2 separate regions of the Homo sapiens genome follow, and region 1 is linked to region 2. Evidence: read pairs that join two places in POLR2A ChIA-PET (ENCODE). Cell type or tissue: PC-9. All regions are shown on one strand.

Region 1 (8,000 bases), 230 kb before region 2:
AAATTAATTGGGCATGGTGGCACGTACCTGTAGTCCCAGCTAGTTGGGAGGCTGAGGCAGGAGAACTGCTTGAACCTGGGAGGCAGAGGTTGCAGTGAGTCAACATCAGGCCACTGCATTCCAGCGTGGGTGACAGAGCAAGACTCCATCTCAAAAAAAAAACAAAAAAAAGAGAGAGAGAGAGATAGAGATGAAATAAATATAGCAAGTTATAAAAATCTTAACTGCATGGTTTGGTAAATTTTTACGCACACACATGCACCACGCACACTCATCCATATAACCATTTCCCAGGTCAATATTTTGAACACTGAGGTTTTCAGCAGCTCCCTTGTGTCTCCTCTTATTGAACGCTTCCCTTCCTTCCCAAAAGTAACCACGATTCTGATGCTATCACCCTGGATTATTTTTGCCTGTCTTTGAATTTCATATAAATGGAATGATAAAGTATGTATTCTTCTGCTGTAACTTTGTTTGCTAACATTACTCTCTGAGATTCATCCATGTAGTTTGAATGTAGCAGTAGTTTGATTTTTTTAATTGCTGTGTAGTCTTTGATTGTATGAATATACCATGATCTGCTTACCCATTCTTCTGTTGATTTGTTTCCAGTTTTTAGCTACTGTTGTGAGCATTCTTATACAATGGACATATGTGCACAATTCTAGGAGTAGAATTGCTGGATTACAGTGTCGTCATATGTTCTGCTGTAATAAATATTGCCAAATAGTTTCCAAAGTAGTTATACCAATTTGCACTCACACCTACACCGTGTAAGAGTTCCAGTTGCTTCTCATCCTCACCAACATTTGGTATTATGAGTCTTTTAAATTTTTGCATATCTTGGTGGATGTGCAGTGGTATCTCATTGTGATCTTAATTTGCATTTTTCTGATGTAGAATGATACTGAACACTTTTTCAAATGCTCATTGTCTATTTGGATATCCTCTTTCATGAAGTTTTTATTCAAGTCTTTTTCCATTTGTCCGTTTTTTGTTTTTGTTTTTTTTTGAGATGGAGTTTCACTCTTGTTGCCCAGGCTGGAGTGCAATGGCGCAATCTCGGCTTACTGCAACCTTTGCCTCCTGGCTGATTCTCCTGCCTTAGCCTCCCTAGTAGCTGGGATTACAGGCACCTGCCACCATGCCTGGCTAATTTTGTATTTTTAGTACAGACTGGGTTTCACCATGTTAGCCAGGTTGGTCTCAAACTCCTGACCTCAGGTGATCCGCCTGTCTCACCCTCCCAAAGTGCTGGGATTGCAGGCATGAGCCACTCCACCCGGTCCCCGTTTGTCTTTTTAATCGGATTGTCATTTGCTTTCTGATTTGTAGAAAAAACTGGGTTTTAAATTTTGATTCTATTGCTTATTGGCTGTGCTTGCACTGGTTGTCTAACCTTTTTGAGCTGCTTCTATGGAATGGGGCTAATGATACCTGCTTTGTAGGTTGTGGTGAGAATCACACGAGGATTAAGTAGTATTAAAACATTTTTTTAAACCTATTCTTAAATTAGGTGAACAGTTCATTAAGTTATTCTGACATTTTTTTCTTCTCTTTTCTTATGTGCTATTCTCTTTTTTATAGTTGTAGTACAAAAGGAAAGACAGTGGCCGCATGCATAATACGCAGTAAGCCGAAACACCTGATTTGTTCAAAGGAACACTTGAGGTCATATCAATTCTCCTAAGAAATTTTTCTTGTGATGGGAACAAATGAGGACCAGAAGTGAGTTTCCAAAAAGAGAGAATAAGATAAAATATAGACATAGGACTCAATTAAAGAAATTTACTTGTCCAGGGTAGTAGTAGGGAGCACATAAGAATAGTCAGTGAGCTTTGTGTTTTATTTCCTCTCACTCCCTTGTCAGTTTCTCAGAGACTCAGTTTTTTTTCATTTGCAAAGCAAAGATAACAATGCCTATTTTAAAGGGTTGTTGTGAGGCCTAGAACAGTGCTTGGACTCCTGTAAGCACTTTATATAATGGGGGCTGCTGTGATGTGTAATGGTCATGATGGGAGTGAGGATGATGTTGAAGGTGATGAAGATACCACTTCTGTTAACAGAAGCATTGCCTGCCTTTACTGTTGCCTGTTGGAAAGTTGCTTCAGGGGCATATACAATAGCAGTTTCAGGGAGTGGTGTGACCTGTAGCAGGAAGGGGAAAGTCAGGAGAAAAGAATTTTCTTCTCTGCAAGAGACTGGGGTAGGTACCAGCTATTTGACAGGGAGGCACTATTCTTGGATGTCCATCTGCACACTAGATTCATGAGTGTTGGGGATTACCTGGGCATCCCAAACCATATTACAGTGAATTATGTTATTGTTATTTATTTAACATGTACATATATTTTCAAAATATATAGAAAATGTCAGAATCGGAAAAAAAATCATAGGGACTTAGGCAGTTATTGGAGCTTGCTTTAAAAACCCATATCAGTGTTGACCAGTATCTGGGTTTCAAGAGAATTGTCAGGAAAAGCAGTCTTAGGTCAGGAGTGGTGGCTCACACCCATAATCCCAGCACTCTGGGAGGCCAGGGTGGGTGGATTGATTGAGCTCAGGAGTTTGAGACCAGCCTAAGCAACATGGTGAAAACCCATCTCTACAAAAAATACAAAAATTAGCCGGGCTGGGTGCGGCGGCTCACACCTGTCATCCCAGCACTTTGGGAGGCTGAGGCGGGTGGATCACTTAAGGTCAGGAGTTCGAGACCTGCCTAGCCAACATGGTGAAACCCCATCTCTACTGAAAATACAAAAATTAGCCAGGCGTGGTTGTGGGTGCCTGTAATTCCAGCTACTCAGGAGGCCTAAGCAGGAGAGTCACTTGAGCCTGGGAGGTGGAGGTTGCAGTGAGCAAAGATCATGCCACTATACTCCAGTCTGGGTGACAGAGCAAGATTCGATCTCAAAAATAAACAAACAAATAAATAAATAAACATCCGGGTGTGGTGGCATACACCTGTAATCGCAGCTACTCTGGGGGCTAAGGTGGGAGGATTGCTTGAGCCTGGGAGGCACAGGTTGCAGTGAGCCAAGATTGTGCCACTGTACTCCTGCCTGGGTGACAGAGCAAGATCCTGTCTCAAAAAAATAAATAAATAAACAAAATAAAAAAATAAAGAAAGTAAAAGTAAAATAACCTTCAGGGCACTGAGAGGCACGGTGCAGTGGTTGCTGAGTAAACATAGGTTTTGGATGTGGAAAGATACGTGTTTGACTCATAGCCCTTCTGTCCTCTGGCTTTGTGATCTTGGATAAGTTCCTACCCGAGGTTTTGCAATTTATAAAATTGGGACAATAGTATTATCCCCATAGACTTGTAGGGAGAGTTAATTAACATAATACATGAAAAGCACCAAGAGAGGCTCTGGCACATAGTAGGTGCTCAAACTGCAAAAATATGTCCATGTATCTGATGAGTAGAAATGCACATTCTGTGCTAATTGAAATAATCATTTAGTAGGCAGAGTTGAATGGATGCAAAGGAGGAGGGAAGGGATGTTTTACATGTAACTACCCTGCACAAAGTAGGACTCGCCGGATCTCCTCTCTGGGTTGTGGGTAGAAGTGGACTTTCATTTCAGAGTTTGATTCTGTAATTCTTTCGTCAAAATATTTGATGTTTCCTAGAGCAGTTGCAATTGAGATATGTTTCCTATATAAGTAATCTACCATTGAACCTGAGTTGGACAATGTATACTTTACTAATATAAGGCACACTGATGGGCACACTTAAATAGTAAGTGTGATATTGTAGACTTATTTTTTCTCTCTCCTTCATTAACTCTTATCTGCTGAAAGCCCTTCAGCATGCTTTAAAAGTAGGTCAGACACTCTAGAAGGGTCTGGTTGGCCTACAAGGGCTGGTTTTTCTTTTATTGCCAACTGTTAGGCTCTCCATCATTGAGTTTGTCTGTCTGCAGGAAGAAGAGCACTTCTTACAGTTGTGCATGGCCTACAGGAAGCACAATTACTTTCATATCATACTCCCCAGCAAGTATCAAATCTATAATTTCTCCCCCCTTTATTTATTCACTGTGGCAGATTTTTTCAGGAACTCATTTGGCTGGTATGTGAGTGTAGTGTAAAGTTTCACAGGTGAAATTTTTCAAAGATGCACATGGTGAACATGATGCTGAGAGCCATAATTTGTGTTCTGAAGCCAGCAAGAGTCACAACACAAAATACAAAAGGATGATACCAGCACAGGTTCATTGTAAATTGTGCAATTTTAAGGATAAGTGGATGTGGTCTTGTAAAACAGGTCATTTATAGTGAGGTCTCGTCATGCAAATTGAAAGGGTCGTTATGACATCCCTTGTACAATAAATGTTTGAAGTTTCTGGAACTTTATCTTTGTTAGAGCTGTCGTAGAATGGTTCTTCTCTCATTAGCTATCTTAAGTTGCATATTTTCATGGCATGAGTCATTTTCAGGCATAACAACTGGAAGCTTGCTGCTTTTGTGTTTTCTTGGAAAGCCTGTAAAAGAGCCCATTTGAGTACATTCCAAGAAGATGGTCATGTTTTGCACCTTGGAGGGAAGTACTGCTAAATAGTAACACATTAAGGAAAATGTTCCACATCTGTTCTATTTTCACTTCTTGTTGAAATTTACAGTCATAGGAATTTTGTTTATTCCCCATTTGCTGTTTGATTTTCCAGTTGACTAATAAAAGCCAGAGACTTGTCAATAGTTTTTTTTTTTTTTAAATAAGCAGTTCACTTCTTCACACATTTGTGGCAATTCAAGTTAAAATCCAGTAGGAAAATAGCATTTCAAGTTGGTGTTTTTGGTTTCTTTTTTCTTATATGATGGAAATCAAAGGTTCTTATAAGGAAAACCCCCATCTCTATGAATATATAAATAACTGTGAAGTGATTTATTATTTGTCTCTGACATTATATGAAAGTCATCGTATTCCACAAGCCAGGAAAAACATCCACAGTAGCAACTCTGATATCGTTTCTCTGTTATTATTTTTAGGCCCTTGGCCAATTTAAAAAGCATCAGATAAATTGAGGCACTTTTGTTTTGCTTGCCTTTCTCCAGCAGTATTTGCTATTTCTTAAATAATCATTATATATTAATATCAATATATAACTAAACATCATTATCCAGGCACAACTTTGCTGTAGAATCCAACATAGCTTCAAATGTTATCATTGGAAGAGTGTTTTTCATTTTTATTAGTGTCTTCTTTGTCATATAACACCAATATTTCTTGATCCTCAGATACTTTTTTTTTTTGCATTTGGATGTTTTTAAACATAAATGTGCATATTTAATGCCGTAGTTTTCTTTTCCCCTGAAAAGCCATAAATTGAAAGTTGAATCTTATAATTAATTACATCTTAGAACTAAGGAAATTTTGATATTGTGAAAATTACAAAGTGCTATAATGTGAATGTATCACCCAAAATTCACGTGTTGAAACATAATGGCCAATATGTAGTAAGAGATGGGGCCTTTCCGAGGTGATTCAGTCATGAGGGTGGAACCTTCATGGATGGGAATAGGATCCTTTTAAACAGACTTGAGAGAGTGGGTTTCCTTTCTTCCAGTCTTCTGTCATGTGAGGACCCATCATTACCCTTCTGGGGGATGCTGTAACAGGGCGCCATCTTGGAAGGAGAGACCAGGCCCTCAAAAGACAAACTTGCCAGCACTTGGATCTTGGAATTCCCTGCCTCCAGAACTATGATACATTTCTGTTCTTTATAAACGACTGTCTCAGGTATTTTCTTATAGCAACACAAAGAAAGACAAGGCTATTCCTTTTTGTTAGTTCTGCTTTAACTTTATATTCAGGCTTACAAGACCAGCATGTAGGCTTTTCAGTTTCTTAGGGATTTTACCTACAATTAGAATAACTTTCTGTTCGATGGCAGTAATGCCTCCCTTTTATCTACGTTCTATGGTTCAATCAACTAGACAGAAAATTTAATGCATGTTTCCAAATAATACCTTAATTTTTTATTCCAAATAATTGTCAAATTTTTATTATGTAGATTGTCATATAAATTTTTTTATTCAAAATGGAAGCAGCATCGTGAATTTCATTGTCCCCTTTGACCATCTCAACACTGTGCTATATATATTTTTTGGTCTGTTAATCATAGATTATCATTTTTTAAATATTCATCTGAGATCTTTTTCTAATTATTCTTAATATGTATGAACCTGTAGAAAATATATAATAAACAGTATGGAAAGTATTTGTGTTTGGAGTTGTATAAAGGGTATCACACTTTTCTTTGAAAGCTTGGTAAAATCTGTCCATAAAATATCCTGGCCTGGTACGTATTTTTTTCTTTGCAGTAGCTAGGAAAAGGGAAGGAGGAGATAGTTCTTTAACTTCATTTTAGTTACAGTCATTGCTCTATTCACATTTTCTATTGCTTCTTAAGATAGTTTCATTAATTTATTATTCTAGAAAATGAACCATTCTGTCTAGATTTTAAATTAATTGGTATAAAGTTGTACATGGTATTCTCTTATACATGAAAATAAATCTTTTTAATATTTGTATTGCCTCCTTTTTTGCTCCTAAGGTTGATCATATATGATTTCTCCTTTCCCCACTCATGGTCCTATTTGCCAAAGGTTTTTCTATTTTAATAGTGCTTCCCTAGAAACAGTTTTTGTCTCTATTTTTTCCTTATTGCCAATAGTGTCCAGTATAAATTTCTACCTTAATTTCATTATTTCTTCTTTCTACCTTTTAAAAATAGTTTTATTGAAATATAGTTCCCATACTACATAATTGACCTATTTTTAAAAATCATTATTTTTTAGTTTATTCTCAAGGTGTACAACTGTCACCACAAAATTATAGAATGTTTTTATCACCCCGAGAAAGAAACCCTATATGCATTAATAGTCACATCCCATTTCCTTCTAACTCCCACAGCTATAGGTAACTTCTGATTTACCTTCTGTCTCTATACATTCACCTATGGTGTAGATTTCATATAAATGGAATAACACAATATGTGACATGTTGTGTCTTCTTTTACTCAGCGTGATGTTTTCAGGTTTATCCATGTCGTATCAGTATTTCATTCCTTTTTATTGCCCAATAGTATCCTCTCATATGGGTGTGCCACATTTTATTCATTCATCAGTTAGTGAACATTTGAATTATTTCACTTTTTGGCTATTATGAGTAATAATGCTGCTATAACATTCATGTATATGTTTTTATGTGGATGTATGTTTTTATTTCTCTTGGCTGTATACTGAGGGAATCATTTGGTCATATCATAAATTTAACTTTTTGAGAAACTGCCAGACTGTTTTCCAAAGTGGCTAAACCATTTTATATTAGCATACAGGACACTTCCAATTATCAACATCGTTACTTACTTGTCCTTTTGATTATAGCCATTTTAGTGGGTATGAATGGGATGTCATTGTGGTTTTGATTTGTTGAGCATCTTCCCATATGCTTGTTGGCCATCTGTGTATTGTCTTTGGAGAAATGCCTATTGAATTCCTTTGCCTATTTTTAATTGGATTATTTGTCTTTTTATTGTTTAGTTGTAGAAGTTTTTCACATATTCTGGATACAAGGACCTTATCAGATAAATGCTTCACCAGTATTTTTTTTCTTTCCATGGGTGTCTTTTCACTAACTTGGTGATATTGTTTTCAGCACAAAAGTTTTAAATTTTAATACACTCTAATCTGTCTAATTTCTGTTTTTTTTTTATTTGTGCTTTTGGTGTCACCCAGGATAAAAAAGATTTACTGCTTTTTTATCTTACTCTTAAAAGAGTTTTATAATTTTAGGTCCATGGTGCATTTTGAATTAATCTTTGTGTTTGGTGTGGAGGTGGGGGTCCAACTTCATTCTTTTGCATGTGGATATCCAGTTGTCCCAACACTGTTGAATTTTCTACTTTTGTTTTTTAATTTATTTCATTTTAACTTTTACAGCATCATGCATAGAAAGCATAATTAATTTCTGTCTCTCTTATTCTCTAATAAATG
Region 2 (8,000 bases):
AAATTACTGTCATTCTAAAGTACTTTAATGTGCCGTTTGCATGTGTTCAACAAAGGCTTCCAGAGGAAGGCTAGTTGAATATATATTACTTCCCTTCTATCTCCTTGCAAATCAGAACTTAGCCATCCTCTTCATTTGATGCTAATCCTCAGCAAATGAGGTCATTATGAAAGTCAGAAGAGTTGTAGCTTCATATCAAGGGAACAAAAATCGGGTTTGTGCTACAAAATAAGCTCATAAAAAAGTTACTGATTTCTTACTGTCCTATGTATTAAACCAAGATTTTTTTTTTTTCTTTCTACAAGAAAGTTGTAGAGCTGGCCAGTTCTAGGTCAGCTTTGATTCCTTCTTCCTGCCCATAAGCTTTGAACTTTAATTCTCAAAATACTACATATCCTTTCAGGCTCAGCTCAAATATAACTTTCTTCCCTTGGAAATTCCTCCTTCCTCCAACTGCCTTCAGATTTTAGCATTCCCTCCTTGCCATTCTAGTGACTCATGGTTTACTGCTGTATCAGAATCTGCCATTTTGAGACAGTGAATTGTGTGAGTGTTTGTCCTTTCCCTTGAAAGCTCACGTTGAACACACCTTGGTTGTTCACCTTTGGATGCAGCTCCCACCTTGAAACCTTTAAGGCAGAACCCAGAGTGCAGCAGAGGTGATTGTCTTCTATCAGTGGAATTACTGGAGAAATATGACCTGAAATATTATGAATTCTCTTGGCATTCATATTAGTGAAACAGATACCTGTCAGATAAAATTAATTGGTAACTTCTTTTAAAAAAAAAGAGTATAACCCATTTTAAATGGTATATGATTAATTATAGAATTAAGATGTTAAATTCCAGTGTGTTTGTGACCTCACAATCCTTCTTAACATACTATTCCATGTAGCTAAAAGCAGTCAGCTGGAACGAGTTTTTGAGATGAGATGAAAACTAACTATCTCGCTTCCCTGGCCCAAATAGAAATAGTAAGGCAATGTGATTTTTTTTGTTGTTTCAGGTTTATTTTTTTAAATCTTAAATATTTTGGATTTTTAGCTCTGTGTAAAAGGCGTGTCAAATCTATGAAGAGACATTATGCAAGTGAACTAGTCACAAAAGGAGAAATATTGATTCCCTTTATATGAGATACCTAGGGTAGTCAAATTTATAGAGATAGAAAGCAGAATGATGGTTGGTGGGGGGTGGAGGAAATAGGAAGGGGAATTAGTTTTTAATGAGTACAGAGTTTCAATTTGGGAAAATGACAAAATTCTGGAGATGGATGATGATGATGGTTGCACAAAAATGTGAATGCACTTAATACCACTCAACTGTATGCTTAAAAATGGTTTAAAAATTTGTTATGCTTATTTTTCCAAAATTAAAACAATCTATGAAAAGAGAAGCTTTTGGAAATAAATACAGTCTGATCCAAAACTTGGACACAACACACATTTTGTTTTTTGGCATAGTTGGTTCCACCTACGGTGTTGGCTATTTAGGAGTGCTTTACCTTGCAGTCTGATGGTAACACTAGAACGGTGACTAAATTCAGAAGGAGGCCAGTGTATCCAGTTCTGTGATCAGAGTCGATGTTGACACCTGGAAGCTAAGAAGAGAAGCATGTGTATGTCTCACAGGTGTTGTCATGAACCCCACATAGGGCGGGTAGCCTCAACGTTACCATCACCTTACTGTTTGTCGCCTGATGGAAAAAGCTGGGTGGAAATGTGACTGGAAAGTAATGACAATGTGAACGTGCATCCAAGGTTGTATCTATGAAGCCAAGATGGCGGTCTTCACGGGTGTAGCCCTCACCTACGCTTAGGCCCTTCCCTTTGTGCAATGGGGAAATATTTCACAGCAGGCCGATCTTGCTGCAGACTTGATTCTGAGTGTGGATGTCGACATATAGCATGCTATAAACAACAAACGCTATTTGGGAGTCCCATTTGGTGTTAGGTGGGATCAATGTTCGTAGATACTGAATGGTTAATATTTGTCAAGAGAAGCTGCTTTCAATCCGTATATCCAGGTATTGTGAAACCAGGTGCTGTCTCCTCCCCTCGGTTCACGTTTTGATTTCTAGCAGGAGTTGCTGGAAGGAGGGAGGGGCAGCAGGATGGAGGGGCTGCAGGACACGGTGATGTACGCGTGCATCTCTCTGCTACAGTGCCCAAAACCGAGAACGAGGTGCCCTCGCCAGCCTCCTCTCATCACAGTAGCAACCAGCCGGCCTCGCTGACAGAAGAGAAGCGCACTCCGCAGGGCAGCCAGAACTCGCTGAACACGGTGAGCTCGGGCAGCGGCAGCACCAGCGGCATCGGCAGTGGCGGCGGCGGGGGCAGCGGCGTGGTCAGCACCGTGGTGCAGCCCTACGACGTGGAGATCCGGCGCGGGGAGAACGAGGGCTTCGGCTTCGTCATCGTGTCCTCGGTGAGCAGGCCCGAAGCAGGCACGACCTTTGGTGAGTGCTGAACGTGAAATTACCCAGGGTTTCCCACCATGCCTGGGAGTTTTTGTTCTCTTGCGAGTGAAAGCTGACTCAGACCTCACGTGCAGAAATGCTTTATAGCTTCTTGCTCTGGGTAATTAAAGACTTAATTGGAGATGGAGTTGATTTGGTAGCTTTTTCCCTTTTGAAGGTTGGGAATATTTGTTCAACCCTTTCAACTTCCACACTGAGAATGTGATCACGCATACACAACTTAAAGCATACATCAGATTTGCGTGAAATTTGAATAGCAGCCGGGCGCTGTTGCTCACGCCTGTAATCCCAGCACTTTGGGAGGCCGAGGAGGGTGAATCACTTGAGGTCAGGAGTTTGAGACCAACCTGGCCAACGTGGTGAAACCCTGTCTCTACTAAAAGTACAAAAAGTAGCTGGGCGTGGTAGTGCATGCCTGTAATCCCAGCTACCTGGGAAGCTGAGGCAAGAGAATCGCTTGAACCTGGGAGGTGGAGGTTGCAGTGAGCCGAGATTGTGCCACTGCATTCCAGCCTGGGTGACACAGCGAGACTCTGTCTTAAAAAAAAAAAAAAAAGAAAAGGAAAGGAAAGAAAAGAAATTTGAATAGGAACCCCTGGACAGCATACAGAGTCTACAGTTTTTGCCAAAGCAAGGCTTTCGAAAGGTCTTGAATAGGATAGCACTAATTGCAAGGGCCTCAGAATGGTCTTAAGAATGTCTTAAGAGTTTTTACAAGGAGCATACGGCTGTAAAAATGCTCTAGGAAAAACAGAGGTGTAAGGAGTAAAAATACTACATGAGATGCTAGTCTGCCTCATCTGTGTTCTTTCTCTACTCTATCCCCATAGGAATTTTTTTTAATTTTAAATAATATTTTTACTGTTGCTTGATTTAAAGTCTGGTTAAAATCTGAGTTAAGAGTCATTCGATTTTCCTGTCTCGTCCAGACATTGAGGGTTTCAGCAAAGTATGGAGAAACACAGTTGTCACTTTCTCAGAAGGATTCACTCTCTTCTGGGTACACTAGCAAAGACCAATAGAAACCCAGATGATTGCAGAAACTAGTGATATATGAATCTGCTTCCCATTGCAATGGATTGATTATAGATGTACACTCCAAAAATGATCCACCTTCCTGATTGGGTAAAAAGTCATTTGTTATCTCCCAAGCACATTTGTTACTTACTATGGAATACAATGGGAGAAGGGGAAGGGCTGTGCAGGCTGTGTGGGCTTTTCATGTACCTCAGCTCTATCCCTGAATGACTTATCCACATGGAAACTGGCTAGAATCAGCAAGGTGCTACAACCCTTTAGCATTCTCATCCAGTAGAGCTCACTTGGCCTCCATTTAATCCTGGTGTGTTGCTTCCTGCTGGAGCTGTCTCCCCGTAAGTTTTATGTTTAACAGGGGACAGTGACTCAGCCAGGTCTATGCATGTGTGGCTGCAGTAACAAACGCCTATTACTAACAGTGCTTTTTGAGCTACATTAATAAAGTCATCATAGCATGTCATGGATGGATGACCTGACATCAAAGCAAGGTTTTTTGGTTTTGTTTTAAAATTAATTTCAGAGACTTTCTTGCTTAATATAAAAATAAAGAGAAGGAAGAGGGGAGAAAGAAATCCCAAATTATTTTCTTCAGATCTACAGTTTGACTGTCTCCATGCATCCTGTGACGTTCCTAACTATTTCAGAATTGTCAGTTTCACCTTCTAGAAAGAAATAGCAAATATGTCAAGTGGCAGGTTATGTGTTATATAATGAATATTGTATTCACACTCACAATTTGGTCTTTGATTGTTTTCCTTTGGCTCTTACAACGAACAAATTAAACTTTCCCTAATACCTTGCATGAGGCTTCTGAGCTTTGCTGAGCTTTCCTCAGACCTGCTGTTCGATACCTTTGTTATACCAATTGTCCTTGGAGATCAACTAAACTTAGTCAAGACCTTGAATTTGAGTATGGGAGCATTCCAGCACACCTACCTATTGTATTCTAATAGACTGTTAACTTTTAAAAATTATCTTACCTTGGTGTTCCATTCTGTGATACAAGCTCAGGCAAATCTGCTGAAATTCAAAGGAATTAAAGTGCATTTTCCCACACACTTTACCCTTAAGGTCCAAATCATGACAGAAGAGCCTACTCAGTTAGTTGTAATGTCCCTCATGTTATTTGTCACCCTTTCCAAAAGGTAACTCAACTGCATAACTACCTTCATAGTCCCCAGAAAGACAAATTCTCAAAGTAGGTGAATATGCATAAGAACTTTGAAACTCAATACATGATTAACTAGATTAACCAGAAATCCTATGTCAGGCCTCAAAGCCAGCCACCTCTCTCTAGAAGTTAGCAATGACATGCAGTGCCTCAAAGTGCACGAATAAACCTTTCTCTCCAAATGCACTTTTCTCGGTCTTTGATATGGGTAACTGATGATGAGAAAGGAGATGATTAAAGGAAAAAGGGTGAGGAATGATTTGAACCTAGCTTTGGATCAATGTCCTCAGCCTGAATAGGTACTAGATTTTCGTAGTCCTTTGAGGGGATTTTTGTGAGGCAGCAGAATGATTTCAGAGCTAATGAACCAGTCAGGCCACGCTCTGAAAGCACATAAGACTAGCTGCTTGAGCAAAGGTCCTAAAAGGAAAAATAAGCTTCAAGGTTGGGTGCTTTCTTGGCTCATCTCTTATAATTACACCCTTTTTCTAAAGCTTTCATCATTCTGGGGAGAAGGCAGAAAGTCTGAGTGTTTGTTCATCAGGTGTTTTCAGATTGAATTTTTGGTGCTAGCAGACTCTTATGCCTCACCAGATGCCCAGTGATTATTTTTCTAAACAGAGAAAGAACAAAACATTGGCAGAAGCTTAAACAACAGCTGGCAAAAATGAAGTGACATGAACACAGAATGAGTAAAAGCATCCATCCCAGCCTTGGGTTTCACATTTGCAGTCCCAAAATAAGCGAACAGCCAGTTATTTTGGGGCTCTTAAAAATCTTTGAAGTTGCCAACTATCCCAAATTTTGTAATTGGTTTAAGGAGGAAAGCTGGGGATTCCCCTAATTTTGAATCTGGAAAGGATGGCAGCAATGAATTCTAGTTTCAGGGCAGTAGCTCCTTATACAGACACCCTGAGTATTGCCAATGTTTTGACCATCGGTGCAGAGCTCTCCTTTAATAACATTTGCTTAATGCTTTAATTTATTAACACTTAACCTTCTCTTTCCCTTTTCAACCCTTTTTCTCTTCCCTTTGCTATATTCCCACGTAACTTTAAAAAAATTAAAACTCAATATCAAAGCAGGCAATGCATGTGTGGCTATGCCTCACAAAATAGGTCGGATTATTGAGGGGAGCCCTGCTGACCGCTGTGGCAAGCTGAAAGTAGGAGACCGGATCTTGGCAGTAAATGGATGTTCCATCACCAACAAATCCCATTCAGACATTGTGAACCTAATCAAGGAAGCGGGAAACACAGTTACCCTCCGCATCATTCCTGGGGATGGTAAAGTATACCTATTATCTCTCTCTCTCTCTCTCTTTTTCTCTCTCTCTGTCTCTGTCTTTTCCTTTTCTCTTTCTCTCTCTTTGATTAGTGTTCGTGTAACTGAATAGTATTAATTTAGTGGCAGCTTTATTCATCCCTAACTAAATATACCCATCAGGTAAACGTGAGCCATTGTTACTAACCCATACCTCACCCTCTTGTGTAATTAATCCTGTAGCCCTGTGACCCTGTGTTGCTGCAAATATAAAAGTTTCAGGCCGGGTGCGGTGGCTCACGCCTGTAATCCCAGCACTTTGGGAGGCCGAGGCGGGTGGATCATGAGGTCAGGAGATCGAGACCATCCTGGCTAACACGGTGGAACCCCGTCTGTACTAAAAATACAAAAATTAGCCGGGCGCGGTGGCGGGCGCCTGTAGTCCCAGCTGCTCGGGAGGCTGAGGCAGGAGGATGGTGTGAACCCGGGAGGCGGAGCTTGCAGTGAGCTGAGATCGCACCACTGCACTCCAGCCTGGGCGACAGAGTGAGACTCCATCTCAAAAAAAAAAAAAAAAAAAGTTTCAGAAAAATCTTCACCCTTTCCTCAACTTATTTAGCTTTTTGTGTCCTTGTCTTCAACACTATAAAATAGTTTTAATACAGGTGGTACAGATCCTCTGATATGTATAATATGAGCTGTATTATATGGTGACATGAGAAAACCTGCATGGTGGCAATTCAGAGCCAGTACTATGGTTTTTTAGAATAAGTGAATATATCAAAGTTTTTCATTTAATGGGAGAATCTAAGAGTTTGTGTCTACTGGATTTTCCCTAATTTTTGGATGTGAATGAAGAAAGAATGAAATCTCTATATTTTTGATAAATTGTATCTGCATTAAACTAGGCCTGTCCTTATTTGTTTTTGTGATTAGTTAAATTCAAATCTTTGGTTCTTTTATGTAAGTGGTGATTCTGCCCCCCAGGGAACATTGGCATTGTCTGCAGTGGGTGTGAGTAGCATCTAGTTAGGTCAGACATGCTTCAAAACATCCTACAGAACACAGAACAGCCCTCACAATAAAAAGTTACCCAGCACAAAATACCAATACTCATTGTATTATTCATGTTTAATAAAAATTAAGTTGAGGCTGAATGCGGTGTCTCACGCCTGTAATCCCAGCACTTTGGCAGGCCAAAGCGGGTGGATCACCTGAGGTCAGGAGTTTGAGACCAGCCTGGCCAACATGGTGAAACCCCATCTCTACTAAAAATATAAAAATTAGCTTAGCGTGGTGGCACATGCCTGTAGTCCCAGCTACTTGGGAGGCTGAGGCAGAAGAATCGCTTGAGCCTGGGAGGCGGAGGTTGCAGTGAGCCGAGATTGCGCCACTGCACTCCAGCCTGGGCAACAGGGCGAGACTCATCTCAAAAAAAAAAAAAAAAAAAAAAAGTTAAGTTGATACACTAAGGCCAGGAAGTATAGATCCTTTAGAGAATTAGTTCCTGAATATTCACTTTATTCTAAGCTGACTTTGCTCTTGGGAGGAAGGTGACACTTGTCCCAAAATGTTTAAATGTCTTTTTTCAGTCTTGCTATACATGTTATAAAATATATATTCTAAAAGTGAGTATTTCTCAAGAAAAAATCTAGTTTATGAAGATAGTGTGATAAAAACTCTATGCCATGTATCTATAAAATAAGAAAATTAGGGTTTCATCTGAAAGTTATTTACCAAATGAGTATTTTTATATACTAACTGCTAGAAAGTGAACTTTATAGTTCAAGATTTGAAAGGTATAGCCGGTGCCTTACGGAAAAGGTAAATGCAAAACCAAACAGTAAAAATTTAAAATTGTTGATTCCAAGAACAGAGAACTTTCTCTGCACCAAAAATATCCCACACTAAATGTGGAGGAAAACACTGGCCTCTTGAATGATGATCTACTTGACCCTCCTTCAAATGCATGGTTAGTCACTTACCAACTGGTCTGGAGTTCATTCCACCAATTCACCACTCTGGAAAGCTGTTACAATTTAGGAAAGTGGT

The links. ChIA-PET counts read pairs that join two places held together with the same protein. Peaks named below come from ENCODE experiments on the same cell type or tissue, not always from the same donor. Only the 100,000 strongest peaks of a DNase experiment are listed, where the experiment ranks them.
Region 1: POLR2A ChIA-PET joins it to region 2 with 5 read pairs; 2 of 35 experiments call an interaction of 5 or more read pairs at or near these places.

The regions. Positions count from the first base shown.
Region 1 is chr3:65,601,448-65,609,447 of GRCh38, reverse strand. The region is part of intron 2 of MAGI1 (membrane associated guanylate kinase, WW and PDZ domain containing 1); the gene reads left to right. Among named protein-coding and RNA genes, the nearest start is that of MAGI1-AS1, 290 kb to the left of the region's middle. In PC-9, no CTCF peak of the experiment used is centred here; DNase peaks (open chromatin) are centred at 2,157 and 3,207; H3K27ac peaks cover 397 bases.
Region 2 is chr3:65,373,716-65,381,715 of GRCh38, reverse strand. It overlaps MAGI1 (membrane associated guanylate kinase, WW and PDZ domain containing 1), which reads left to right. Exons shown (of 23, transcript NM_001033057.2): 17 at 2,162-2,455; 18 at 5,771-5,971. LOC124906246 (a long non-coding RNA gene) reads right to left here and starts at 667. Exons shown (of 3, transcript XR_007095952.1): 1 at 590-667. In PC-9, no CTCF peak of the experiment used is centred here; no DNase peak of the experiment used is centred here.